2 separate regions of the Mus musculus genome follow, and region 1 is linked to region 2. Evidence: chromatin loops called from intact Hi-C (ENCODE). Cell type or tissue: heart. All regions are shown on one strand. Each heading gives the region's core, and the rest is flanking DNA. Links, peaks and the distances in the headings are about the cores only.

The links. Hi-C counts contacts between places; a loop is a spot of excess contacts. Peaks named below come from ENCODE experiments on the same cell type or tissue, not always from the same donor. Only the 100,000 strongest peaks of a DNase experiment are listed, where the experiment ranks them.
Region 1: it touches region 2 in a loop (2.1-fold over the local background); 1 of 42 quality-filtered maps calls a loop at or near these places.

Annotation. Positions count from the first base shown.
Region 1 is chr11:120,665,002-120,675,188 of GRCm38, forward strand. Aspscr1 (alveolar soft part sarcoma chromosome region, candidate 1 (human)) reads left to right here and starts at 7,972. Exons shown (of 16, transcript NM_026877.2): 1 at 7,972-8,169; 2 at 9,039-9,094. The coding sequence starts at 8,068. In heart, for the core only: a CTCF peak has its summit at 6,147 (motif pointing left); DNase peaks (open chromatin) are centred at 1,880, 8,010 and 8,320; H3K4me3 peaks cover 1,931 bases; H3K27ac peaks cover 2,300 bases.
Region 2 is chr11:120,485,334-120,495,520 of GRCm38, forward strand. It overlaps Mrpl12 (mitochondrial ribosomal protein L12), which reads left to right. Exons shown (of 5, transcript NM_027204.3): 2 at 1-96; 3 at 323-409; 4 at 2,764-2,901; 5 at 2,985-3,421. The coding sequence ends at 3,101. It overlaps Slc25a10 (solute carrier family 25 (mitochondrial carrier, dicarboxylate transporter), member 10), which reads left to right and starts at 6,504. Exons shown (of 11, transcript NM_013770.2): 1 at 6,504-6,743; 2 at 9,144-9,263; 3 at 9,627-9,741; 4 at 9,827-9,875; 5 at 10,113-10,154. The coding sequence starts at 6,654. In heart, for the core only: CTCF peaks have their summits at 4,120 (motif pointing right) and 7,259; DNase peaks (open chromatin) are centred at 4,218, 6,508, 6,998, 7,238 and 2 weaker places; H3K4me3 peaks cover 3,975 bases; H3K27ac peaks cover 3,036 bases.

The DNA of each region.
Region 1 (10,187 bases), core at 1,348-9,347, 180 kb after region 2:
GTTACCCTTGTAGATGCTCAACACATCAGTTACTAGGCAAGGGCTGTGCCCTGCCCCATTCTTGGCTGCTCCACTGCCTTATCGGGATATGCACTGCCTGGCTCTGCCTGTTGTTCTTGCCTGCCTCCCATTAGAGCTGGTGGTGGAAGCATCTGCCTAGCTCAGATCTAGCGTGTGCCCAGTAGTAAGGGGGCCTGGATCAGGGCACTGTGCGTTTTCAGAACAATACCTCAAGAACAGGATAGGAGTTCAGGGTTTTGTTCTGGGTTCTGGGGAGAAGGATGGATAAATATAGAGTTAAGTACCAGGAGTTACAGCCCTTACCTAGGCAGGCAGAGCCCTTCCTGGGAAAGACCCAAGATGGAACATTTCAGGAAAGAGCTGAGGTCTGTGTTGAAGGAGGAGCGTGTGGCAGAGGCAGATGGTGCTGCATGAGTCCCATCTGAGACCTTCTGTGGGAACCAACAGATGAATGACCTGGTTAGAGAGCTGGGCCAGCAGGGACTAGCACATCCAACAGCTCTGGACCCAATTCCCTTGCCCGGATGTGGGACTGGCCTCCTCCCTGTATCTATTCCCAGCCCCCAGCCTGCACTCTTCCCCGGCTCCATGTTCCAGCTGCTACCTTCTGCTGTCTGGGGCCCAGCTGTTATATGCTGGTCTCAGCCACCAGGCTTCACATGGCCATCTGGGCTGTTCTGCACTCCAGCTGCTGGCCTCTGAGGTCCAAGTGAGCAAGAAATCTGGGCAGGATAGCCTCATGTCCTGTAGCCTGCCCTGAAGGGAAGCTCTGAAGATAGCTACGAACCCACCTCTTTGTCTGAGCTGGAGCTCAGAGCCAGGAAGACCCTGAAACTAAGCCTCTTTTAGTTTTCCCGAAGTTTTCATATCTGTACCGGTATTCATTAGCTTATTTCCTCTTGGCCGGAGGAAAGAAACTCACCAAGGATGGCAGGTTTTTCAGCTAGTTGTTGGAAACTGAGCTCTCAGAGACTTTCAGCTCTGGCTCCTGGAAAACGGGTGGCCTTTTGTAGGCAGCTTTTTTTTTTTCCCAAGACAGGGTTTCTCTGTGTAGCCCTGGCTGTCCTGGAACTCACTCTGTAGACCAGGCTGGCCTCGAACTTAGAAATCCGCCTGCCTCTGCCTCCAGAGTGCTGGGATCAAAGGCGTGCGCCACCACGCCTGGCTCTGTAGGCAGCTTGGAGTAGCTTTGTGGTCAGTTGGCAGAAAGGCTGTGTTGCTGATCCTTCACTGGGAGCATGAGAGTCCTGAGACTGAAGCCCTACAGCCCCTCAATGATGAACCAGTATGGGTGACCCAGAGTTAGCAGCTTAGAGCACTTACCTGCTTTGGCCCTTACTGATGTTTCTACAGGACTTGTTCCTACCAGGACCTCTGCAGCTAAGACCTGCCCTAGCCCATTTCCTTCCCCAGCAGACAGACCAGTGGGGGGGACCCTGCTGGATGCTGGCTTGCAGTGACAAGGGCTAAGTGGAGGCTCACTAGGGTAGATGCGTTCCCAAGCTGGAGAGGGGTTGCTGCTTATCTGTGGAACTTCTTGGGGTGCCTCTGGAGTACCCTGAGATACCTAGTATATAGCCTTGATTCTGAATGGACAAAGCTGCTAGGGATGTCCTAAGAGCTGCAGGCTGGTACCAAGCCCTCAGCTGTCCAGTTGCTGGCCCCCAGGTGCCTGAAGCAATAGACTCTACAGGCCAATGAGGCCGGCTGTCATGTGACCTCCAGCTCCCTCTTCCCAACCCTGTGATCCTCCGGCAGGCTTGCAAGTGGCCTCTGGGGAGACAGAAACAAACTCTCAGATTTTGCTACTGGGAACCTTTCAGCGCTGGAGGCTGTGGATGCTTCTCTTAAAGGGCCATACCACTTTAATTCAAAGCAGATCTTTGGAACAGCTGTCTAGCTGCTGGCAGGAGGAAGGAGGAGGGAGATGGGCCAGCAGCAGAAGGAAGGTGTCCTCCAAAAGGATGTTAGATTCATTCTCAGGAGTAGTTAAAGCGGTTAAAGGCAGAGAGAGCTGAGGAGCAGGTCCCTCTCAGGTGCGTCCTTCTTGCAGTAGCTGGGAGAAGGCCTCTTCTCTCACATGAGACACCCAAAGCTGAGCAGATCACTAAGCAGTGGGTTGACTATCTTGTAGTCTGACCCCTAAAAACTTAAAACTCAGCCGGGCGTGGTGGCTCACGCCTTTGATCCCAGCACTTGGGAGGCAGAGGCAGACAGATTTCTGAGGTCAAGGCCAGCCTGGTCTACAAAGTGAGTTCCAGGACAGCCAGGGCTATACAGAGAAACCCTGTCTCGAAAAAAACAAACAAACAAAAAACAAAAACAAAAAACCAAAAAAACCCCAAAAAACAAAAAAACAAACTCGTGTGTGTGTCTCTGTGTCTGTGTGTGTCTGTTTGTGTGTATGTGTTTGTGTGTCTGTGTGTATGTGTGTGTGTCTCTGTGTATGTGTATGTGTGTGTATGTCTCTGTGTATGTCTATGTGTCTGTGTCTGTGTATGTCTGTGTGTGTTTTGAGACAGGGTCTCTGTTTAGGCCTGGGTGTCCTGGAACTCACTCTGTAGACCAGATTGCCTTCAAACTCAGAGATCTGCCTGTTTCTGCCTCCTAAGTGCTGGGATTAAAGGCATGCACCACCACTGTCTGGCCATTAGGCATATTTAATGAAGAAAAGACGTGATGTCTCCATGATCAAGTCCTGGGGTCAAAGGTGTGTGCCACAGAGCTCAGCTTTTTCTTTCTTCTTGACCTGGGATGCCCAACTTCTGTTCTTTGCCAGTGGTAGAACATCTGGCTCTAAGCCTTTAGATTTCAGGACTTGAAGCAGCAGCCTCTGAGTCCCTTGCTGTCTAACTGTCACAGTGCAGATAAATACCACCGAGGGCTCTCCTAGCTCTCCCACTTACAGACAACAGCAGGTCCTTACGGTCAGTACCCTCCAAAGTCAATGTCCACACCTGTTAGGTGTTTGCTTTTGTCTGTTTTAAGACAAGGTCTCCCTCTATATTCCTAACTGGCCTAAAGGCCACTAGAAGCCCATAGAGGCTTCAGACTTGTAGTGACTTTCTGCCTTTGCTTCTCAAGAGTTTGTTTCTTTGGAGAACCATCATATATCACCCTGACCTAACTGTGGAAAAAAATTAGCTTTTCCCTAATATTTATTGCATTTTCTTATTTCAGATGAGTGGGGTCTCACTGTGCTGTTGAGAGTGGCTTTTAGCTCCCAGGATCAAATGATTTTTCTATCTTAGTCCCTCAAGTAGCTAGTGGAGATGACAGGTGCACACTACTCACTGCATCAAACTTTAGAACATAATATTCTGTGTTTTCCTTCTCTAGTGAGATATAGTCAAAGGACAAAAATAACTATAAAGATATCTTTAATCTCTTTGTTTCTTTCTCTGAGACAGGGTCTTATGTATTTTAGCTGGCCTCAACATGGTATGCCATGGAGGGTGGCCTTGAACTTCTGACCTTCCTATCTCCATCTCCTGAGTGCTGGGATAACAGGCATGTATCATTGTGATACAAGAATTTGAAACTAGGGTATTATGCATGCTGAATAAGCACCCAAACAACTAAGCCACAACACCAGCCTTTGTCTTTGTTGTTTGTTTGTTTGTTTGTTGTTGTTGTTGTTATTTTTTGTTTTTTTGTTTTGTTTTGTTTTGTTTTGTTTTTTCGAAACAGGGTTTCTCTGTATAGCCCTGGCTGTCCTGGAACCCACTTTATAGACCAGGCTGGCCTTGAACTCAGAAATCCGTCTGCCTCTGCCTCTCAAGTGCTGGGATTAAAGGCATATGTTACCACAGCCCGGCTTGTTGCTGTTGTTTTAATTTTATTTTGGGGGGGTTGTTTTTTCCTGTTTTGTTTTCAAGACAGGGTTTCTCTGTGTAGCTCTGAAGGTCTAGAACTCATTCTGTAGACCAGGCTGTCCTCGACCTTAGAGATCTGCCTGTCTCTGCCTCTGAAGTGTTGGGACAAAAGGCCACCACTGCTTTTGTTTTTGATTGTGCAGGGTCTTCCTATATGGCTGTCTAGAACTTGCTGTATAGCTGAGGTCACCCTCAGATTTAATCCTGCTTTTGCCTCTCAAGTGTTGGGATTACAGACAAGTGCTACCACAGCTGGTGTGTGCATGCCCTGCATCATGCGCTCATGAGGGTAGAAGTTGTTTTGGGAGTCTGTTCTCTGACTCCACACTGGGTTCTGGACTTTGAATTCAGATGTTGTGCGTGTATGGCTCATTGTACCAATTCAGCTTTGCTTTCTTACTCTAAAGCCTCACTCTGCAGCCCAGACTCCCGGGGCCTCACAGTGTATTTCAGGCAGATGGCAAACACATGACAACCCTCTTGCCTCAGCCTCCCACATGCTGGGAGGTTTGAGCCACTGTGCCTGGTTGTACACCTCTTATTGTTGATTGTGATGATGTTGTTAAAGCTCTGAAATGCTTTTTTTAAAAAATTTTAAAAATTTTTTCTTTTGTAGTGCTAGGGTTCAAACTCCAGATCTTGCAAATATAATCTACAGCTCTATTCTTGCAACATCTCTTAAAACAGAAAATTTTAAAAGAGCACTATAACTGAACATTCTCACTGCGGAAGAGACCTTGTATTGAAAGATGCAGATTTCTTTATTTTATTTTTTATTTCTATCTTTTGAGACAGGGTCTTTCTAGTCCTGGTTGTCCTAGAACTCACTATGTAGACCACATTGCAAGATTTCAAATGTAGAGATCTCCCAGTCTCTGCCTCCCAAGTGCACCTCCAAGCCTAGTCCTAGTTCATATTCTATGTATTAGAAAATGTCCTTGTCCCTAGGAAGTAAGCATTAAAGAAGTATTCAGTGTCAAAGAAGTACAATGCATCCAACTTACTCTTTACATTTATTTATTTGCATGTGTATGTGTATGCTTGTGTCTATGTGTGTGAATGTGTGTATGTGTGTGTGAATGTGTGCATATATGTGTGTGAATGTGTACATATGTTTGTGTGAATGTGTGCATATGTGTAAGTGTGTATGTGTGTGTATGTGTGTATGTGTGTATGTGTGTAAGTATAAGCCATATGCTTGCTGGTACCATCAAAGGCCAGAACAGGGTGTTGGATCCTTGGATCTTGAGTTACAGAGAGTTGTGAGCGTCCTGATATAGGTGCTGGGAATCAAACTCAGGTCCTCTGGCAGAGTCGTAAGAATTCTTTTTTGTTGGTTTGTTTGTTTGTTTGGGTCAGATATGCTGTTTAGCAGCTGTCATCTTTGCACTTGGAGGCAACCAGTTCAAAGTCAGCCTGGTCTATACAGGGTGAGACAGTCAATGATGGTGGCACATGCCTGTAATCCCAGCAGTCATGCTGTGGAGGCAGGATCAACAATAAAAGGCCATTTAGGCTACAGGAAACCTTATATAAAACAAAACAACAGAGACAAACACAAAGAATTTAAAGTTACTCCTCACAAGAAGCACAGCAGCCAGCGTGAAGGCAGTCATAATGACTAAATTTAGGTCAATTTAAGCACGAAAGAAACAATACTCAAACCCTACAATGAAATGGAAAAAAAAAAAGGCATGAGGGGCTAGAGAGATGGCTCAGTGGTTAAGAGCACTGGCAGTTTTTCCAGGTGTTGCAGGTTCAAGTCCCAGCACCCACATGGTAGCTCATAGCTATCTATAACTCCAGTTCCAAGGGATTTGATACCTACTTCTGGCCTCTACTGGAACCAAGGGAATGCATGTGATATACAGACATGCTTGCAGGCAAAACTTCCACACATATTATACACACACACACACACACACACACACACACACACACACATATATATATATATATATATGTTTTTTTGTTTTTGTTTTTTTGAGATCGGGTTTCTCTGTGTAGCCCTGGCTGTCCTGGAACTCTGAAATCTGCCTGTCTCTGCCTCCCAAGTACTGGGATTAAAGGCATGCACCACCACTGTCTGGCCACATATAAAATATTAAAAAAGAAAACCTAAAAAAAGAAAAAAGAAGGGCTGGTGAGATGGCTCAGCAGGTAAGAGCACCCGACTGCTCTTCCAAAGGTCCTTAGTTCAAATCCATGTCCCAGCAACCACATGGTGGCTCACAACCATCCGTAACAAGATCTGACTCCCTCTTCTGGTGTGTCTGAAGACAGCTGCAGTGTACTTACATATAATAAATAAATAAATCTAAAAAAAAAGAAAAAAAGAAGAAAACCCCAGAATTCACATTAATTTAATATATATGATTTTTTTTTAAAGAGAGATGTTTCTTTTTCTCTTTTTTATTTATTTTTTATTTTTTTTATTTTTTGGTTTTTGACACAGGGTTTCTCTGTGTAGCCCTGGCTGTCCTGGAACTCACTCTGTAGACCAGGCTGGCCTCAAACTCAGAAATCTGCCTGCCTCTGCCGCTGGAGTGCTGGGATTAAAGTCGTGGGCCACCACTGCCCAGAACCACTACCAAGAGATAGCACCACCCACAATGGGCTGAGCCCTCCCACATCAATCACTAATTAAGAAAAATGCCCCACAGCCAGATCTTGTGGAGTTATTTTCTCATTTGAGGTTTCCTTCTTTCCGATGACTCTAGCTTGTGTCAAGTTGACATAAAACTAGCCCGGACAACTGTCAAGGAAATAAATAAAAAAAACTCATTCATCAATTGGTGTTAAAACTGTTGCATAATAAATGTGGGAAGAAAAAAAAAAAAACATGGCATTGTAGTCTTAAAGAATTAGCCTATAGCTGACTAATTTACTACCCAAGGAAAGAGGGACCTTGATTATGGAGGATTCCGACTTTAACTTGAGCCTGACCATGGTCAAATTTCACATGCTCACTTTCAGAACAATCTGTATCTCTTGATGGCTGTCCATTTTTCTCACTGCACCTCTCTAAATGTTCTGCCAGAGGATTCTAACAGTGGGACAGTTGAAAGAAAACAGACTTGAGGGTTTGTGAGGTTTTGTTTTAAATGCTAGTGTGTAAAAAAGAAAGGAAGAAAACCAAAGGGGACCCGGGAAGGTGGGCAGCACAGTGAGGGTCTAAGGTTGCATAGAACACGCAAACTCTTCCCATTCTTTTCCCCATGTTTGTCAATACACACGTGTGACACAGATGCTGTATACCAGCTTCTCCAGTCAGATTTGGAGATTTTTACAACAATCCCAAGGACCATAGGCAAAGCATTCTCCTTGAAGTCATGGTGACAAGCTAAGAGAGGGCCTGAAGTCAACAAGATGGCTCAGCAAGTAAAAGTGCCACCAAGCCTGGTAACCTCAAATGAATCCCTCAGTCCCACAAGGTGGAAGGAGGGAACAGGCAAGTTCGCTGACAATGCACACAGGTACCATAGCATGCCTGTACCTGCTCTTCCACAGACACACAATAAAAAAAAAACACATAAAATATAACTTTATTATTATTGTTGTTGTTATTTTTTCAAGACAGGGTTTCTCTGGGTAGCCGTGGTTGTCCTGGAAGACTGTTGCTCTGTAGACCAGGCTGGTCTTGAACTCAGGGATCTGTTTTTGCCTCCAACATACTGGGATTAAAGGCTTGCATTACCACATCAGTCTCAATAAAATATTTTTCTAAAAGGTTGTCGCCATGTGACGATGATGATCACAGGAACACTTGAGAAGGGAGGCAGGATCAGTACTTAACGGAGTAGGTACAAAGGCTAACTCTGGTGTGCGCATACCCAGTACTTGGTGACAGACAGGTAGCTGTGGGCCCCAGGCTGGCCCCAGGCAGCATAGCTTTCTTGCAGGCAGCCCCCAGAGCTTGGAGGTTCCCAGGAACACGTGCCTCCGGATGAAGAAACAATGTCCCTGACAGAACTGTGCTCCTTCCAGGGAGGTGCCTTTGGTCCGCGCCGTCGGGACGCCATCAGGCTGCCTAATAGCAAAGCAGAGCCAGAGCGCCGGGGGCGGGCCCGGAAGCGAGTTGGCCCCGCCCCCGAGACCGCGTGGCTGTGCGTCCGGGCTGTTGCGGATAAAGTTGTTTGAGGCGAGCCGGCTGCGGTCACGTGAGCGGAAGATGGCGGCCCCGGCGGGCGGCGGGGGCTCCGCGGTGTCGGTGCTGGCCCCAAACGGGCGGCGCCACACGGTGAAGGTGACGCCGAGCACCGTGCTGCTGCAGGTGCGGCCGCCGGCCCGGGTGGGGAACGGGCGGATGGGTGGACCCGCGGGCCGCCCGGGGTCGCCGCATCAGGGCCCGCCCCTGCGGTTGCTCCTAGGGCGGTAGGGCGGGACCGGGTCCCGGTGGGCGGGGCCTGAGGCAGCCAATGAGCGCCTTTCGCGCGGCTGTCCGCCCCATCCTCTAGATCTGGGTCCCGGGGGCGGGGCGGGATACTTGGAGGCGCGTTTGCTGAGCACGGTGGGGTGGACCCCACTAACAGGGTCGAGCCTTGCGAGCCCCAGAATCTTCGGCGCTTGTCCGAATCCAGCCTTCTCGGTCACCGGGAAGAGTGGCGTTCCTTCCTGCTCAGCTCAGGGGCGTCCCTCCGGACCCTAGGGCCTGTGTTCCCGGAAGTGAATTTTGCTAAGTCACTCACGGCTTTTGATTGTTGCTGTTTGTGACCTCGTATGAATTACACCTGCTTATTAAACCTCTGTTGTTAGGTTACAAAGGCGTACACGATTCATATCTGTGGCAGGGCCATACAGAGTGACCTCCATTTGGAGCTGCGCTCATGTAGAGGAGGGTTCTGGTCATGCAGCAGTTGCACAAAGACTGCCGGGCCACAGAGTGGCCGTGGACACAAAGTTCAGTAAGGCAGATTATTATTTGTGGCTAGAGGCCTCGCAGAGCCTAGAACATGGGACCAGGGGTGGACAGGCTAGGCCATAGTTGGAGGATTAAGTCAATAATGGGTCCCCAGTAGGAGGGGAGAGAGTAGACAGGATTTGCATGTAGTTTGCTTGGAGCTGGTGAGTGAGATGTTTGGTGGGCTGGCCAGTGCGCCTACTATCAGTTGAGGTAGGTTTTACCGATCATTTGTCCCACAGGTACTAGAAGACACATGCCGGCGGCAAGACTTCAACCCCAGTGAATACGACCTGAAGTGAGTTTGCTTGGACTCAGCTGTGGGCTTCTCAGTCTACCTGGTCCTTTTCTCAACACATACTATCTCTGCCTTAGAAGCGCCCCCATAGGTACTTTAATACAACAGAAGTTTATCCTTGCCCAGTTCTGAAGGCAAAGTCCAAAGTGCCCAGAGTATGGTTGTGCCACCCCCCCCCCCCAACCGCCCCCAGATTCTCTGTGTAGCCCTGACTGTCCTGGACTTCACTTTGTAGACCAGGCTGGTCTCAAACTCACAGAGAGCCTTCTGCCTCTGCCTCCACAATGCTGGGATCAAAGACCCCACCCCCACCCCTGTGGCTATACTCTAGAATATTCTAGGGAAGAGGACTCATCTCTTTCAGCTTCTGGCTGTCCTGGTATTTCTTGGCTTGTGACTGCATCAGTACAACTTCTGCCTTGATCTTCAAACGGCCCGAAGACACAAGTCACTGGGTTTAGGGTCCTCTGGTTAGTCCAGGGTGACCTTATTTAATTTACTCTCTTAACCTACATTCATAAATACTTGTGACAAATAAGGTCATTTTCACAGGTTTTAGGGGCAAGAACAGTGATGTATCTTTTGGGGAGCACTGTCTAAACCCACAAATGCAGGGTTTTGGCTGTCTGTGTAAATTCCTGGTAGGACAAAGGAATGGCTAGAAAGCTGTAAAGGGATTGTTCGCCTCCCAGCTGCTGTAGTCCTCCCATGTCTGGGTCTCTGGGTCAGGGTGTTAGTACAAAGAGAGCAGTCCTCCACCAGGTCCTCGGGTCTGAGGCCATAGGAGGGATGCAGGTTTCTGTCTTAAGTAGAGCTTTTATTCTTGGAGACATGTTTTCACAACATTGTCCTAACACAAGAAGCCCACTCTCTTGGCCTTTCCCATGCTGTCGTGTGGGCTTTCTAGGAAGAAGTTTCTTGGAAAAGATACCTATATCAGGCCATTCCAGTCTCCGGCTCCCGTTCTGGTCTTCTAAGAATCCCAGAACATGTGCTCTTGAGTGGCCAAGCCATCTAACAATATCCTGCCACAAAGCTTTGTGCCAGCTCTGTTCTGTTAACCTGCCCATGGTCCACGTAATGGTGTCTGGTT
Region 2 (10,187 bases), core at 895-8,894:
GCTCCCAAAGAATACCCCCCCAAGATCCAGCAGCTGGTCCAAGACATTGCCAGCCTTACGCTCCTGGAGATCTCAGACCTCAACGAACTCCTGAAGGTATTAGGAGAGATCGGCACAGGCCAGGACTAAAGTCCCTGCCTTCTAGTTGTATTTTTACCAAACAAAGGTCAGAGGTCCCTGTCTCTTCTGGGGTGTTTTGGGAGTTTGGTAAATTATCAAATGTACTTTCCTAGGTGGTAGGGCCAAATAGGCTTGTACCTCCATTTGTACCTCCATTTAGGGTTTGATAAGCAGCCACTGAGACCTCTCCTTCATCCTACAGAAAACATTGAAGATCCAGGATGTCGGCCTTATGCCAATGGGTGGCATGGTGCCTGGTCCCGTCTCTGCTGCAGCACCGGCCTCTGAGGTGAGCCTAGGCCACAGGAAGACCCAGTTCTGTGTGCCCAGTTAACTGCCCGACTCAATAACTTAGGTATTTCCCTGTTCCTCCTTGAGTCTGTAGCTGTAATCCCTGTGTTCTGCTGTGGGCTCCCTGCAATAGCTTTGGGAAATTTTCTGCCGAAGGCATTCGAGATCTTTACTAGTGCGTGCATGTGTGTGGGTGTGCATGAGCAGGGGGTGGTCAAAGGTCAGCTTTTGGGGGTTCTCCCCTTCCGCATGGGTTCTGGGGATCAGGACCTCGATTCTGTAAGCTAGCTTTCCTTCTGCCCTCTGAGCTACACTGGTGGGAAAAATGATCTGAAGAGAGGAAACGGTACGCCAAACAGTGCAGCAGTCTTGAGTATTATTAAAAGTAGGGAGGGCACAGAGATGTTGTGGGAGAGTGCCTGCCTCAAGTGCACTGCACCAATTTGGACAGGTAGGGAAGAGACTTGGAATTTCGAGGAAGGCCTCTACAACATGACAATGTTGAATCAAACTTGAAGGTGTTGAGGAAGAGAAAGCAAGGTGTTTCTCAAAGAGTTCTGGCTGACAGAGGGTTTCCAAGTGATTTTTTTTTTTAAAGATTTATTTATTTATTATATGTAAGTACACTGTAGCTGTCTTCAGACATTTCCAGAAGAGGGAGTCAGATCTCATTAAGGATGGTTGTAAGCCACCATGTGGTTGCTGGGATTTGAACTCACGACCTTCGGAAGAGCAGTCGGTGCTTTTAACCGCTGAGCCATCTCTCCAGCCCTCCAAGGGATATTTAAATTTTGAGTGGGAGAAGCCAGGCAGTGGTGGCACACATCCTAACATTTGGGAGGCAGAGACAGACAGATTTCTGAGTTCGGGGTCAGCCTGGTCTATAGAGTGAGTTCCAGGACAGCCAAGGCTGTACCAAGAAACCCTGACTTGAAAAACCAGGGGGAAGAAATCTGAAGGGAGGGCCAGGCAAGGTAGCATACACTTTTAATCTCAGCACTTGGGAAGTAAATGCAGGCAGATCTCTGAATTCTCAGCCTTCCAGGGCAACGCAGTGAAACCCTATGTCAGATAAGTGCTGCTTAGTTTGTGTGTGTGCCACATGTATGTGGGTAGCTAGCGAGGTCAGAAGAGAGTGTGGGGTCCCTTAAGCTGGAGGTGAAGGCTGTTGTTACCAGCCTGACATGGGTGCTGGGAACTGAACTCAGGCTCCTATGAACAACAGAGTGTACTCTTAGCTTCTGAGCCATTTCTCCAGCCCAGACTTCACTTTTAAAGCAAGGCTAGGTCTCATTGCCTAAGCTGGAGTGCCTTTGAAAAAGGTCATAACTGTATCAGGATGCAGGCCCAATCCAGTTGTGTCCCAGATGGTGGGGCTCAAAGCTGGGACCACAAGAATAAGGCTTGAAATAGTTGTCACTCTAGCCGGGCCTGTAGTGTATGCCTTCAAACCCCAGCACTCAGGAGGCAGGTGAAACTGTTTGACCCAACCTGGTCCATAAAGTGAGTCCCAGGTCACCTAGGCCTGTCACGTAAAGAAACCCTGTCTCAACCCTCCCCTCCCATTCCACCCCCTCAAAAATGGTTCTGTCGTTGTCGTGGCTGAGGATTGAGGTAGTCCTGATGTTTCTGTAACCATTTATTATCTGCAAAGCATTTGTTATTCTCCCTGCCTTGTAGGTTCCAATTGCTGGTTACCTATATATGCGTGCGTGCGTGCGTGTGCGTGCGTTCACAAGGAAGCCTCCGTGTTCAAGCACCACTTACCTCATTTTTAGACACGTTCTTTCCCTCGGCCTGGAACTTGTTGATAAGGCTAGGCTGGGTAGCCAGTGGGCCCTTGGGTCCTGTTGTGTTCCTTGTCAGTGCTGGGTCACAGGCACAAGCTACTGTGCCTCATTTCTTTTTCATGGGCTCCAGGGATCCACTTCAGATCCTCAAACTTGCAAGACAAACATCTACCCAGCCCCATCAATTACAATCTTTAAGAGATGTAAAATGAGCCGGGCAGTAGCGATGCACACCTTTAATCCCAGCACTCTGGAGGCAGAAGCAGGCAGATCTGAGTTGAGGCCAGCCTGGTCTACAGGACAAGTTCCAGGATATCCAGGGCTACACAGAGTAGACTCTGTCTCACAAATTCCAAAAGCACACAGGGACACCGCCGTAGAGGATGGCAAAGGGAGGCACAGAGTATGTCTTGTTCCGGGGAGAGGTCCTGTGAAAGATCTGCCTGGTGTGGCTTTGTGCAGGTAGAGCTCAGGTTATGTTTGGATCTTACCTGCAGGTCCTGGTGGGGCAGCCACACCCCATCCTTCCCTACTCACCTCATCTTTGTTTCCACACCCTAAGGCGGCCGAGGAGGAAGACGTCCCCAAACAGAAAGAGCGGACACACTTCACCGTCCGCCTGACAGAGGCAAAGCCTGTGGACAAAGTAAAGCTGATCAAGGAGATCAAGAACTACGTCCAGGGCATCAACCTCGTCCAGGTGCGGCCCGCTCCTCAGTGCCTTCTCCTCTCCTCGGTGGGACAGCTTTAATGCCCCACACTTCTGACTGTTGTCTCTTTCAGGCCAAGAAGCTGGTAGAGTCCCTGCCCCAGGAAATCAAAGCCAACGTCGCCAAAGCTGAGGCCGAGAAGATCAAAGCAGCCTTGGAGGCAGTGGGTGGCACCGTGGTTCTGGAGTGAGGCATGGTTATGAGGACTTACGGACTAGAGTTCTGGGATCCGGGCAAAGCCTGCTCACCCCGATTCACTCCCAGCTGCTGTGGTGGGAGCAACAGCTAGTGACGCGAGTGTCCGAAGTCTCCTGAGAGGGACAGGATGGACCTACTGTGATGGGGTGGGGCAGTGACAACCTTTGCAGAACTCACAAGAGATTGCCTTGGGAGCTTACCAAGTGAACACACCCTCTGGTGGCTACTGAGAAAATATACTATTCAGGCTGGGGTGTTCAATGAGTGGTGTGTGTGCCCAGGGCTGGGAGTATAAAGGACCACCTGGAGGCATGTGTGTGTCCTGAACCTTGCTTGGGGCCTGCAGCCATATATCACGTCTCATTGTTTGTGGGAGGGGCCTATCCTTGATGTGTCCACCCAGACACAGCACAGAATGGAGCTGGGTTTAAGGGAGGGGTTGTGTCTTGATGTTTGGATGAGGAATTTCCATATAGATACTTGGAGAGGTAGTGTTCCTTTAAGATGTAGCCCTGGCTGTCCTGGAACTTGTTTGTAGACCAGGCTGCCTTTGAACTCAAATCCACCTGCTTCTACCTGCTGTGTATCAACACTGCCCAACATATACTTGGAGATTTCAAAGTAGCAAAGTGTAACCCTGGCCCAACAGTCTTGGATCCAGAATAGACTCAGGTGAAGGGGCGGGGCAGAGCTGTTAACTCTTAATACCCAAGGCAAGATTGTTGCCCATTGGGAGATAAGGGCACTTAAACTTAGAAGATGGGAGTTCTGATGGATTTGGGATAGGGCAGCGTGGAAGAAGGGGCTTGTGCATGCAGGTCTTGGAAGACCCAGACCAAGCCTGGATTGGGTCCCACCCAAGGTAGCATGTGGGGTATGTTCTTTTGTTCCTAGAACTCTGAGCTGAGCCTAGGAGAGCAACAGTTTCTTCATTTGAAATGCTCAGTAGTATGTGAACAGAAGGTATCCTCTGGCACTGGTACTGAATATTTGCAGTTCCTGTAAGAGACCAGAAGAGGGCAGTGTTGCCTTGTGATTGGCAGCCCCACCCAGCTATAAACCAGTCCACTCCACCCTACATAGCCAGGAAACTGCAGCTCCCTGACTGAACGACTGGACTCTGCCTTGGGGTTGCTGATGGCCACACTGTTCTGGTTAATGGTTGTCTAGCAGCACATCATGGCTGTCTGCACAAAGGTTGACACCAGGAGGCCTGGTAGCACTTGCCAGATCCTGGGGCAGGTGACTGAGCTCAAGAATCCCAGCTTAGACCAGTCCTGTGGCCCGAAAAGTTCACTTCTGAGTACTATCTCAGCCCAGGCCAGCCCAATCAGTGCTGGGGGAATGGATACCAGGCCTGTGTTTTCTGAGCTAGAGGTCAGATGTACCCTGACCTCTTTGGCTATTAACCTCACTCCAGTGATTCTGTGCTCTTAGAGATCTGAAGGCAGAAGCTACAGACCCTAGAAAATGGTTGTGCTGACTGGTAGTAAAACGCTTGCCTGGTGTGTTTAAGCTCTGAGCACCTTCCCAAGCACTTCAAAGCAAGAAAAACATTTGGGCCTTACCTAGGCCAATAAGGTACCTCCCTGGCTAACTCAGGCCCCTTGCTTGGTGAATCTGGCCACCCCAGCCTTCCTGACCTGTTAACACATTACATGTGGGCCCTAGTATACTGCAGTTTGACCCCAATCTGAGAGCTGCATGCATGTTAAATCCTGTCTTAAAGGTAAAACAAATCCTTAGCTCCTAGCCTACGTTTTCCAGTTGGGACTTGTTCTTGCTCTACCTTGTAAGCTGTCTTTCATGGACGTGAGGTCTTCTGGCCAGTAATGGTTTCCAGCTCTCTCAGAGAAGGATAGACTACATAAGTCTACATCTGTAGCCTGGTCACCTCCATTCTGTTAACATGGTTAGACTTCCTATTAGATTTGGACCAAATGAGACAAGACAGAACTGGGCATAGCTTTGTTTCCTTGCTGTGTGACAGTCAGGCCTACTTCTATACCCTAACCATTGGCTCTGTAGCTCATGGTTCTTAGATGTAACTTTGAAGGTCCCTCCAGTGTTTTATATACAAAAGCAGTATCCTCTTGCTGAACACCAACCATGCTTCCTTTAGCATATGACCTCTGCTGTGCCTGGCAGTGTATGTCTAGTACTTGATGGTTTCTGGGTAGGGCTAGTCTATATGGGCAAGACCAAGTGGTGCTCCTGGTCTCACCAACCAAGCAGCCAGCTGTTCGGTTCCCTACCCCACAGTAGCCCAGCTAAGATATCAGATGCTGCCACCTAGAGACCTTCCTAGACGTGAGGTTGCATGTTGTCTGTACCTGCTGTAGGAAAGGAATGGATCCAGTGTGGGAAGTGCCCCTCACCCCCTTGTTATAGGCTTCCAGTGTAGGGTGCTCTTGGGCATGGGGGAAATGCCAAGATGGCACACCCCCAAGCAAGATGCCAGATCTTGCATTGTGCAACCTTGGTACTATGACAATAAGTATCTTGGCATGGGAGGCCACCTAGAGTTCTAGACGACATCATGCTCTCTACTTCCCTCGCTGCTACAAAGTTGGGCACTGGTTGGCAGGACTGGATAGGATACTCCTATTGAATGTTCAGCGGGAGCGGTGCCTGGAGCAGTTGGCCAGGTGTACGTTAGTTTTCTGCAGGACACGTGTCTTTTTCATTCACAATGCCAGACTTAAAGCAGCCTTGGGATTCAGAAATCACCTTGGCTAGCAGGTGCACCCTCAAACTGGGAGCACATGTGGATTTCTTTGCCCGTGTTCAGTAGGTAGAGATGGGCTTCTGAGACCAGGCAGATTGGAGCTGCCTCCTAGGAGCCTGAGCCAGTAACCATGAAGAATTCACAGCCCAGAACCCTCTCCATGGTGGCTGCCTAGGGCTGTGTCCACAGCAAGGCTTGGGCTGAGTTGCACTTGGCAGGGACTCGCTGGGTGTAGGCATGGGGGAGGAGCACTGCTACCCTTTACTAAGAGCCTTTTGTCCCTGATTTCTATTTAATTTGCAAGCTGGCCTCAAGACGGTTTCCATCCCCCCCTACATCTGGGCGGGGGCTGGGCTCTCGAGGGGGATAGGGGACAGAGGTCCACTGCTGCAACACGTGTCCTTCTCCTGGGTAACACACGAAGTTAGCACCAGGGCATAAGTTCAGACTAGGGCTAGAGGGTGCTGGTAGGAAACCAACCTCCTGATGAGTTGAGAATGGCAGAGCGCCTTCGGAACTGAGACCAAAGCCATGATCTGGAGAGTGGGGGTGGTCATGGGTTAGCTCAGTTTCACAGTTGGCTCCAGTGGATCGCCTCTCATTGCTCCTCGTTGCGGCCTCTTTAAGACCAGAGGCGGAGTCTCCCAAGGCTGGAGTCCGGTGGCGGGCGGAGTCCATAGGCCCCGCCCCCGGGGCTGCGCGGGCGCATTGGCTGTACCGGGCGCGGGCGCTCGGTAGCACTTTGAACCGGGCGTTGAGCAGCTGGGACCGGAGTTGTGCTCACCGGGGTCGGGCCAGGTCGCTGCTGCTCTGGCCATGGCCGAGGCACGCGCATCTCGCTGGTACTTTGGGGGGCTGGCTTCCTGCGGAGCCGCTTGCTGCACGCACCCGCTGGACCTGCTCAAGGTGAGTGAGCCTGAGCTTCAAGGCCGAGCGGGCGGGTGAGCCCTAGGCGCCGGGGACCATCCGGGGCCTGGCGCCTACAAGGCGCCTGCTGCGGCCGCCGCTTGACTGCGCACCCGGTAATTACCGCCGGTGACGCCCACGCCGGCCTGAGCCGCGGGCTGCCCCGCTCTGCGCTGCTGGCCTCCGGCTGCGGGCGCCAATACACTTACTTCCCGGTAGGCAGCGGTGGAAAATCCCCGGGGACCCTCTGCAGCTGGCGTCCGCAGGTGACAGACAGCTATGCCTCAGACAGGACCTCCTGCTCCTCAGCTTACCTGCTAATCCCTCCGCAACCACAGTCCTAACAGATGACTGCGCAGCTTCAGCTCTGCGCTATACTTAAGTAAACTCTGCCACTCTGAGCCATTCCTTTGCCACAAACACTCGACAACTCTGGTTAAAGTTGTGCGTGTGCACAGGTATTGAGATCCAAAGACCAGCCTGGTCTCTGCGCACAAGAGCACTCCCACTGCTGGGCGCTTAGCACCACCTACTGTGAGGACTGGGGGGTGGAAATGAAGGCAATGGACTAGGTGGTGATGTGACCTCGGTCATCTGCTTCCGCTTGTTTCGTTGCTATATTGGGATCAGCACCGTCCTAAGTGAGCTAGGAAGGAGACCCTGCGTTCATAGGGTCTAACCAATAAGATCGTCTCACAGCAAGAAGCAAATAGGACACGTGGTTTTGTAGGGTTTTGTGTGTGTGTGTGTGTGTGTGTGTGTGTGTGTGTTTCTTTAAAAATAAATGCTTATAGGACAAACTGAGACAGCTGTCTTCCTGTTCCCCAGGGGCATTCTCGGGGAATTTTTTCCTGATTCTGTCTTACTACAGAGAACAAAGAACTCACCCACTCTGCCCAAGGAGCTCTGGCTGCTACTTCAGCCTGTGGACTGAGCATTCACACTGGCTGCCACCTCCCCCGTCCCCCACATTGGATTGGCCCCTGAGGTCTGAGCTGGCAATCCAGCCTCAGGCAGTTTCTACTACTTCAAGCTTCTAGGGTGATCTCTGTCAATAGCTTTCCTTTCTTTGTTATTTATTTGTAGCCCCAGACTTACCTTGAACATGTTACGCAGCTAAGGCTGGCATTGGACCTTCCATGTGCAGGGATTTCAGGCATGCATTGTTTCTCCCAGATAGCTTTTCTAACTAAGAATGCTGGCCATTGGGTACACTGGGGACTGAAATCTCACTTTTCCTAGGAGTAGCATATACAGGTCCAGCCCCGGGGCATTGCTTCCGGCAGGTATTATAACAGGAAGAGGCAGGTACTGGTTGTTCTGGGAAGCACTTCATGACAGTATTTTCCTTTCTGAATGTCCCTGCAGCCTTCTCCATCATGGGGGTCAGGCTAGATGGCTAACCCAGCCATGGGCCCCAGAGACTCACCTCACCCCCAGGTAGTCCTTTTGAGTGTTGACAGACTGTGACGTAAAAGTCCCAGGTGGTTGTTCATTGTCCATGTTCCCTCCGGGTTCACTGCTTCTCAGCCCCACCCCCACCCAGAGGAACAAGAAAGGCTGCCATGGATGTGTGACCACTGTTGGACCCAGGCCAGTGAGGGCTGCTCAACAGAGACCCCTTGAAAGCTTGTATGGATTTTGTTTTAATAAGACAGGCTCTTACTGCACCTCAGGCTGACCTCAAACTCATAATCCCCCTGCTTCAGTCACCTGAGTATTAGGATCACGTGCCTACTTTGTCAACTTTGAAAACATGTTTTGAATTTGCTTGGTATGTCCACTTTGCCTGGTCCTCACATGTACAGGAGCTGTTAGCCTTACAGCCACTGTCCCTTGGGTGGGCCTTGACCCTCTTTCCCCCTTGGTCTGCATACAACTGGAGGATGACACCCATGTGGCCCCTTCTGTCCTCACCATCTTAGCTCTTTCCCTGTCGCCTTTTTCTTCTTTTGCATGAGTGTGAGCATGCTTGTGGGGCCACATTTGGCTGGGGACAGGCTCCTTTGGAATCAGTACCAGGGCTGATACAAGACTGATCAGGGCCAAAGATCCTGAGCCTGACCCTAGGCCACTGGGACAGGAGTGAGAGCGAGGTACAGCCTTGTGGGTCGTAATTGTCACTACTGTATAAGAGGTGTAACTGTGCTGTACAGTTCCAGACCCTGGACTAGGCACACCCCAACAGCCTTAGGCCCTTGGGAACCTCTCTGCTGCCTTGCCTTGGTTTCCCCCTAGGTAGGGATGCTGACAGCATGGAGTCCACAGGGGACAGACCTGGAAATAATTCATCAGAGCTCGTATTGAGCCGGCTCATTGCAACCTTGTTTCTACCTACTTGTGGCTAGGTCAGAGCTCTGCTCTGCATGGACTTGACACTCTCTCCCTGCCTATGCACAGGTGCATCTACAGACCCAACAGGAGGTGAAGCTGCGCATGACTGGAATGGCACTGCAGGTGGTGCGAACCGATGGCTTCCTGGCGCTCTACAACGGCCTGAGTGCCTCGCTGTGCAGGCAGGTACGTGCATACGGCTTGGTTCTCTCAAATGAAAAGTTCTTTCTTCCTCTCCTGTTGACATCAGCTTCCTGGGTCTCAGAACAAGCCTCTCAGGGGTTGGTTCTGGGGCTCAGTCCTAGGAAGGAGCCTTAGGGAGTTTCAGCTACTTTCTCTTCCTCCTTGAGATTTATTACAGATGAGGCACAGGGGTGGGTGTGCTGCAGGGGCCTGCCTTCCAGCCTCAGAAGGGGAAACTGAGGCTGAGAACAGCCAGGAACAGCTCCTCTGGGTTTGTGAATTTGTCTCGGCTGCTCGAAAGCTCGGTGGCTTTGGAATGGACACTGGGTGGAGTGCCCAGTCCTCTGAGCCAGGCCCCCTCCCCAGATGACCTACTCTCTGACTCGGTTCGCAATCTACGAGACCATGCGGGACTACATGACCAAGGACTCCCAGGGGCCTCTCCCCTTCTACAACAAGGTGTTGCTGGGCGGCATCAGTGGTGAGCACTGGGTAGTCAGGGCAAGGGCCGGGCAGAGGCCCAGGACACGGGGAGCCGTCGGGTCCTGATGTTTATATCACTGCAGGTTTAACTGGAGGCTTCGTGGGGACCCCAGCAGATTTGGTCAATGTCAGGTTTGTATGCGTCTCTCATCTTGTCAAGTAGGCAAGCGTTTGCCCACATTGCTCCTAGACTCTGCAGTACAGCAAGCCACTCAGAAGCTAAGCCTGGCTTTAGCCAAGTCCCATGCCCTTCCCTGAACTTGGGTAGGCAATCCAGCACTCTTGACTCCAGACAGTGAGCTGACCTGGGGCCTGGGAGCTAATGTATATCCAATGGACCACCCATGCCCACCTGCCTTACTGTTTCAGGATGCAGAACGACATGAAGCTGCCCCCGAGCCAACGACGCAAGTGAGTAGGAGTGGGCTTTGGCCAGGTGGGGGA